2 separate regions of the Homo sapiens genome follow, and region 1 is linked to region 2. Evidence: read pairs that join two places in POLR2A ChIA-PET (ENCODE). Cell type or tissue: GM12878. All regions are shown on one strand. Each heading gives the region's core, and the rest is flanking DNA. Links, peaks and the distances in the headings are about the cores only. Region 1 has its middle 47 kb from the start of LINC02648. Region 2 has its middle 18 kb from the start of LINC02648.

Region 1 (4,407 bases), core at 330-4,329, 65 kb after region 2:
GGCAGAGCTTGCAGTGAGCCAAGATCGCACCACTGCACTCCAGCTTGGGGGACAGAGTGAGACTCCATCTCAAAAAAAAAAAAAAAAAAGAAAAGAAAATGTGGAATATACACACCATGGAATACTATTCAGCTGTAAAAAAGGATGAGTTCTTGTCCTTTGCAGGGACATGGATGAAGCTAGAAACCATCATTATCAGCAAACTATCACAAGGACAGAAAACCAAACACCGCATGTTCTCACTCATAGGTGGGAATTGAACAATGAGATCACTTGGATATAGGGTGGTGAACATCACACTCCGAGGCCTGTCAGGGGGTGGGGGGCTGGGGGAGGGATAGCATTAAGAGAAATGCCTAATGTAAATGATGAGTTGATGGGTGCAGCAAACCAACACGGCACATGTATACCTATATATCAAACCTGCACATTGTGCACATGTACCCTAGAACTTAAAGTATGAAAAACAAAACAAAGCTGCAGTGTTAGACACCAATTTCCCCCAAAATGGTAGGAGAGGGGAGATTCTTCCATGTTGACTTTATCCATTCCACAATATTAGTGAACTGAACTAGTCAGAAACCTTGGGAAAAGAGGGTTTCCTCACAGGACGTCTCAGTAACACAAGTCGATGGCAGCTGAGGTCTTTGGAATGTTCTCAGCCTTCCTTGACAGTTTTTGAGTCTGTCATGATCAAGGTAAGCATTTCCCAATTGTCTTAGCAGCAACTTGAGTTCCTTTGAGATATAAGTAGGTGTTTTGAAATAAAAATACACTGTGGACAATAAGTTTTGGAAATAGGCATTGCATGTTTTCATAGGACAGAGTTGCAATGCACATTAAGACAATGAAAAGGTGCTGACGGGTCTTGCAGTAAAGAGACATGCTCAGCTTTGCCTGATGCTCCCATGAGTTTGACCCTGTTACCTGGCTAACTGTATTGGCTGTTTCCCACCTCTCAAGCCAGATGATTTGTCCCAGGAATTATCCTAGTACAGTTTGGGAACTATTGGTCTAGGGAGAAAATAGTATGAATAAAACGAATAATTTAGTCACAGGGAAGTAGATTCACGGGCCTATCCTCCTGGTTGTGATTCATAATGAAGTCCAGATTTATAGGTGATGCAGTACTGAAGACATCTTGAAATTCTTCCACTCTACGAGGAAACTTTCTGGGGAGAGAGAAATGTTCGATATTTTGATTTAATTTTTTTTAGAGAGACTCATCACCAAGCCTGGCTAATGTTCCGTATTTTCACCTGGGTGTTGGTGACACTCCATGCTTACATTTGCTAAAATGTATCAAATTGGACACTCAACAGCTATGCATTTCATTGTATATACATTTGTTTTTGTCAAATAAAATCTTCCCTGTATCTCTGTGAAATGATTGATACATGCAAAAACTGAGACTTGGCATATTGAAATGACTTTTTTAGGGTCATATAATAGCTTTGTGTTGGATCCAGAATAAAAGTGGGGTCTTCGGACTCCTATTTCATGACTCAGTCTCCCAAATTATATTGCTTAATTTGTTTTCCTTGAAATCAGAGATAGTTCTGTACAAGTATCTACTAAATAAACTCTCTCTCATTCTAATTGAAGTGATTACATTGCTGGCTGAGGAATAAGGATACTGGCAATTTGGAAAGGAATTCAGTATACTTATGAATGGACGGTATGCCAAAGATCGATGTTAATGAACCCAAGGAACCATTAGCAAATCAATTTATTAGGCCTTTATATACATATCATACGTCAATTTTTAGTATCTATTTGTTTAAAAATAATTTCTTATTTATTACTACATTTGTTTAACAATCATCTGTCTACATTTTCATGTTTACCTTTTAATCTTGCCTACTGCTATAGAGGATCATTCAAAACATTTATTACTTTGCTCTTGTTATCAAGCTAATAGATTATCCTTAAGATAACAAGTGGTTGTGATTTAGAATAAAAACATACCTAGGAAGCCAGGGTCCATCATGTGGACAGAGTAAGGAAAATTTTGAAGAAATTAGCAAGTAACAATATAGCTAATTTCCTTTTAAAAAAATGCTTGGAGCATATGTCTTAATCATTATTTTTGCAGATGTGTAAATATTATGAATCCATAATGTGTTATTTAGTACTCTCCAGTATGCTTTTGTTATTACAAATTTTTTGAGAAGGAAGATCAAGTTAAATTCAATTCAAATATTTCAGACAATTCAAAATATATTTGGATGATAATTGTATATCATCTGGATACCTGATCAACCTAATACAAACTCATGAAAAACATTATAGCCTTGATATACTTATATATACTTTGGTAAAAATAAAAGAAAACGTTTTGGTGTAATTTAAAGGAACATTTAAATATGAAGTTATTTTATTCCTGCTTAGCCAAGTAAATAGAGAAAAATCATTAGTGATATTTTGAGATTTTGGCTTTAAAGATAAAAGACAGACTAAGAAAGTCAGTAGTAACAATTCCTGGCATTTGTGCTTACACGCACACACACTCCACACAATTATCTGTTCATTAAAAAAAAAAAAAAAAGGCCGGACATCGTGGCTCACGCCTGTAATCCCAGCACTTTGGGAGGCCGAGGCGGGCGGATCACGAGGTCAGGAGATCGAGACCATCCTGGTTAACACGGTGAAACCCCGTCTCTACTAAAAATACAAAAATTAGCCGGGCGCGGTGGCGGGTGCCTGTAGTCCCAGCTACTCGGGAAACTGAGGCAGGAGAATGGCATGAACCCGGGAGACGGAGCTTGCAGTGAGCCGAGATCGCACCACTGCACTCCAGCCTGGGCGACAGAGCGAGACTCCGTCTCAAAAAAAAAAAAAAAAAAAAAAGACGCGATTCTTATTCATGTCCAGAGTTGGTCTGTGCAAACATAGGACCTGTTCCAGGCTGGGCTGATGAGTCTCTTCCTTGAGATACTAGGTCTGAAACTGAGAGTCTGTTTGGTATCTGTTTAGTGCCTGAAGCAGTGAGATGGAAAGCACAAGAGATGCTGTTAGCCCTGTTTCCTGCCATGCGGTTCTGCAGAACAAGAGAAAAAACCAAGTGAGATGTGCAGATAAGAGTAGAGGGGAGAGACAGGAGACAGAGCGCAGTACGCAGCTTATTCAGGCTCCTGGTTTTAGTTTTTTATAAGGTTCAATTGCATTCTCATTCTCAGGTTTCGAAAGACCTTTTCACATTCTCATAATAAATTATTTTTCCTTAAGCCAGTGTGAGGATCTATTTTCATAGAATGATTTTTTGAAATAAAAATTTTAAAAATCTATTCGGATATATTTTAGTATATCTAGAATACGTGCTCCAATTGGAAGACTTGAAGACCTGCCTAGAAACAAATGAAATGTCAGCTCATTCTTTAGGTGATGAATTTGCAATGCAAATATGAAGTTACCCTATATTTGATAAGCCCAATAAGCAGCCAAATTCATTAGAGGCACTTGTGAGAGCTGGTTCTGAAAAAAAGAAGACAGAAAACAGACAAAGGCAGTTAAGACAGTTCTCATATGGTTGAGGGATTTTCTTCCATGTGGCATTTTCAAAGAAGAGCCAACAAAGTAGATACCTGACATTTGGGATGAATAATTTACAAGAGATGCGTCTAGAAATCATTGAGATAGTCCATTACCAAACCACCACTGCAGACATACTCTTCTCAGCTTCTTCATCAGTGCAATGGGGTTGACAATATCTACTCATTGAATTTACTGCCTGGCCGCAGTGAGGTTGTGTCACGATTGGGATGCAATGCAGCCTAGTTGAAGACGGTCACTAAAGACCCCAGGGACTGACTCCTGTCTCCAAATCAAGCCTCCACAAAAGGACACATAAAATATCCTTCACGTATGACTCACAAATAGCTGAAGCATGAATGTTAACTCCATCATGTCAAATCTGTCCTGTGGTTATAAAATTTAGAAAGGCTCTAAATGCTTCTAGATGTATGGTAATGACATATTTGATGCTGCATAATTCCTGTTATCTAAGTGGACAACTTTCCATGTGCAGGGCCTTACGTACAAAAGTCAGATGAGCCCAGCACATTATTTTATATATATATATATATATTTTATATATAAATTATATATATGATATATACAATATAATATTTATATATGTTATATATGATATATAATATATGTTATATATGATATATAATATATAAATATATATTATATATATTTATATATTTTATATATATTTTATATATATATATTTTTTTTTCCTGAGGGCCAGACGTTGGTACATTGGACAGAGGCACTATTCATTACGGACACCAGACCATCACTCAGGGAACTGCAGTACAGTTTACTAAATGGGACTGTTGTGGTCGTGTGGATGACTGGGAGACTCTGTCTTATTATGGGCTTTCTACTTATATATTTCCT
Region 2 (4,407 bases), core at 245-4,244:
AATTTGGTACATTCATATAATCAAATCAGGGTAATTGGGATGTCCAACATCTTAAATATTTATCTTTATGCTAGGAATGTTCAAATTATTATCTTCTAGTTATTTTGAAATGTGCAATCACTTCATGTTAATTATAATTAACCTACTGATGTATCAAACACCAGGTCTTATTTCTTCTAAGTGTGTGTTTGTACCTGATATGGTTTGGCTCTGTGTCTCTAGCCAAATCTCATGTAAAACTGCAATCCCCACAGGAAGGGCCTCATGAGAGGCAATTGAGTCATGGGGGCAGACTTCTCCCTTACTGTTCTCATGAGATCTGGTTGTTTAAAGGTGTGCAGCCCTTCCCCCTTCGCTCTCCTTCTTTTCTGCCACCATATGAAGACATGCCTGCTTCCCCTTCACCTTTCTGCCATGATTATAAGTTTCCTGAGGCCTCCCAGCCATGCCTCCTGTACAGCCTGTAGAACTGTGAGTCAATTAAACCCCCTTCCTTTATAAATTACCCAGTCTCAGGTAGTTCTTTATAGCAGTGTGAGAACGAACTAGTATAGTACCCATTAATCAACCTCTCTTCATCCCCTCAGCTCCCTACCCTCTTTTATCATTTATACTTTAGTCTCGCAAGTAGTTCTCTATTTTTGTCTCCTTGGTCATTCTCAACAGTACTTTTCAGACAGTACTCTGAAAAAAAAATCACCCAGAAAAGATTGTTGATATTGTTGTTGATAATGAGGATGAAACATTTGTCTTAATTTTTAAAGATGATGAACGAAAGATTGAACTTGGAGTTAAAACAAACACATTGTTTATTCTAAACTATACATAATGATAACAACTGTCAGCTAACTGAACCGCCTCCTCAGTGATATTGTATCAGTTGCTCCGCTGCTGATTGGAGTTGAAATCATTGTAAGGGATGGAAGACACCAGGAGGTAGAACTTAAGAGGTAGAACTCCCCATGAAACCTTCATTCATGGCTAACCCCAATAATTTAGCAGCGACTTTTCTTAGCTTGGATTTCCCCCCAAGAAAGCAGAACTTGAGATAAGAACTCTTATAGAAACAATTTACTTTGAGAAGTGATCTGAGAGAACAGGAATGGGGAACTGAGGAGAGTGAGGAGGGAAAGTGGGAATTCCAGCCGGTTTATAGATGCATTATTAGCTGGTTATGGCTGTGGGATCAACCCCAGGGAGGACTGTATTAGTCTGTTTTCACACTGCTGATAAAGATATACCTGAGACTGGGTAATTTATAAAGAAAAAGAGGTTTAATGGACTCACAGTTCCACGTGGCTGGAAAGGCCTCACAATCATGGTGGAGGGCAAAAGGCATGTCTTACATGGTGGCAGACAAGAGAGAATGAGAGCCAAACAAAAAGGGAAACCCCTTATAAAACCATCAGATCCTATGAGACTTATTCACTACCATGATTCAAGTATCTCCCACTGGGTCCCTCCCACAACACGTGGGAATTATGGGAGCTACAGTTCAAGATGAGATTTGGGTGGGGACACAGAGCCAAACCATATCAAGGGCAATCTGAGGAATGGTGTAGGATGTTCCTCAGCACTGTCCACCCAAGACACAGAAATGGAGTATTTCCCTGTTGGCTCTCAGCCCACTGGTCAAGGGCTGCCCCAGCAATTAGCCCACTGGCAGCATGGCTGGGCTGGTTCCTACAGAGATTCCTCACCACAGGAGCAGGACTGCCCCCAGATAGAAGGCAAAAGAGACAGCAGGAAACTGAAGTGAGGTGTTGTGAGGTTCACTTGTGCACAGGTGGTTCCTACAGCAGTGGCTGGAGCAAGACTGATGGGGCATAAATGCTGCCTGACACAATGTGCTTTCCCATAAGCTCATATAGGATCTCAGAATCCTTCTCAATGCAGCGCTCCTGGGAGCTATTATGAGCTCGTTGGAGTTGGCATATGCAAAATTAAGCAAACAATTTGCCAGCTCCAGAAGAGATGATTAAAAACAGTACTGGAGCAAGTTCTTGCATAAGCCTGTGTGAAAGTTACCAAGCATGGTTGATTGAACGGGTACTTTAAAACTTGTGGATTTCCTGTTTGGGTACTCAAGGGAGTCAGCACTAATTCTGGGAAGGTAGTGAAACATTGCCGTCTTTATACGACCAGGTAATGAAGCCAGGCCAGGGCGGTGGTCTTGCTAGGGGGACAGGTGCCATTCACAAGGAGGCTGCTGGTGCCTCAAGAGTCCCTTGCTGGATTCGCAGGCTCTGCATGGCAGCCACCTGAGAACACAGAGCATCTCAAGGGGTTTGAAGAGTTTGTGAGAATTGATTAAACATTTAAATTGGTGTTACATCCATTGATTAGATGTACATCAATTTACTCTCTTTATCCTTGGAATCTTTATCTCCCCAGTTAACACATACTACAAGCGTAGGCTACTAATTTCTTGATTACTCAGAGAAATTATCCAGTTGATAAATCGTATCTGTGAGAAATATAAAAGAGAAACAGATGAATAACAAAATTGATTATTCAGGATAACTAACATCTGTCCTCAAAAATAGTAGTTGAGATGCATGATGGGGTGTCCTTTAAATTAGTAGTCCCCAACCGTTTCAGCACCAGGGACTGGTTTCATGGAAGATAATTTTTCCATGGATGGGGTGGAGACAGGGATGGTTTCAGGATGATCCAAGTGCATTACATTTATTATGCACTTTATTTCTATTGTTATTACATTGTAATATATAATAAAATAATTCTACGACTCACCATAAAGTAGAATCAGTGGGAGCCCTGAGCTTGTTTTCCTGCAACTAGACAGCCCCATCTGGGGGTGATGGGAGACAGTGACAGATCATCAGGCCTTAGATTCTCATAAGAAGCTTACAACCCAGATCCTTCGCACACACAGTTCACGATAGGGTTCATGCTCCTGTGAGAATCTAATGCCATCACTGATCTGATAGGGGGCGAAGCTCAGATGGTAATGTGGGCCACGGAGAGCGGCTGTGAACACAGATGAAGTTTGGCTTGCTGGCCCGCCACTCACCTTCTGCTGTGAAGCCTGGTTTCTACCAGGCCATGGAATGCTACATGTCTGTAGGCCAGAGGTTAGGGATCCCTGCTTTAAATACTCATCAATGAGGTGTTTCAAAGAGAATTCGTCCCTGGAACTGTGTATTTGGTAACTAGCATAAGAAGACCTGCCGGTAGATTACAAGTTAATCCATAGCACAGCACAGAAGGAAGCCTTTAATTAGAGACAGAGATATATTCAGCCACCGGTGTTGATCTTATCGTTCTGGGGAAAGCTCGTGGCAGTCACAAAATGTTGAAGACCCTGAGGCTGATGTGATGTGTGGCCAGATCTGCAAAATTGAGAGAAAACTTGAATATTTATTTATTTATTTATTTATTCTGAATTATCCTCATTGGTTTTTAAAAATGCACAGGTTTACTTTGAAAGCATTATTTGGCTTCCAGGCCAAATAGGAAAAAGGGGGCATTTTTTAACCTTGGTTTGGGTTTGGGGGCTTAGAGACAGTTTCTCTTTTAAGATATACAAACCTCCAATATACCTGCAAATAAGTGAGACCAAAACATTGTTTCTTCCTGTGAGTTGAAAAAAAATCTGGTGGGTTTACAGTGGGAGGAAATGATTTCTGGCTGCATGTGATGTAGGAAATGTGAAGACTGCTTCTGTACCCCATAACTGCTATGATTAAATAATGGCCTTTCTCTGCTTGGTTTTAAGATTTGGAGGTGACTTGATGATTTCAGTGTAGAAAAACAGTGCATAGTCTAAAAATGCTTATGGGAAAGTGGAAAAAGGCGTAGAGAAAATAAGAACAGTCTTAGTCACTAGAGAATCTGTGCAAACACGAGCTGCTTGGGGCTTCTCAGAGATGGCTACTTTTGTATCAATCACAAGGCTCCATATGCTCAATTTGTCAGAAACTCACCCAATCCCAGACTCATGCACATATGCACATCCCAGTTTCAATGTTTTATTACTTTATTTCATGTTAAGTGATTATTCTGCACAAATTTTCTCAGGAAGTAATTGTACACAATTCTAGGAGTTAAAGGTAGACATAAATAAGAGTAAAATCCTTTGATCTACAAGTGTTAATTAATTGTGCATAACTAAGCATTATCATGTGAAGATGGATGGAAGTTTCGTAGACCAGACATTTTTCATGCAGCTGTGATCAGTGAGTTTCTCCAGTAGCAAAGACAAACAATTTGTGTATGCAAACCAGTACAGCTAACAATGTCTTAATTGTTGTTATTTAAAAGAGGAGCAATTAATTAGCATTCATATAGCATACTAGCTTTCACTTAGTTAATTGTATAGATCCAAATTCCAAAATAAAAACAATGTGTATATGGCTCTCATTTGCCAAATTCAACATAAGCTGA

Evidence for each region. Peaks named below come from ENCODE experiments on the same cell type or tissue, not always from the same donor. Only the 100,000 strongest peaks of a DNase experiment are listed, where the experiment ranks them.
Region 1: POLR2A ChIA-PET joins it to region 2 with 5 read pairs; 7 of 35 experiments call an interaction of 5 or more read pairs at or near these places.

What each region holds. Positions count from the first base shown.
Region 1 is chr10:6,663,024-6,667,430 of GRCh38, forward strand. No RefSeq gene overlaps it. Among named protein-coding and RNA genes, the nearest start is that of LINC02648, 47 kb to the left of the region's middle. In GM12878, for the core only: no CTCF peak of the experiment used is centred there; no DNase peak of the experiment used is centred there.
Region 2 is chr10:6,598,606-6,603,012 of GRCh38, forward strand. No RefSeq gene overlaps it. Among named protein-coding and RNA genes, the nearest start is that of LINC02648, 18 kb to the right of the region's middle. In GM12878, for the core only: no CTCF peak of the experiment used is centred there; a DNase peak (open chromatin) is centred at 2,031.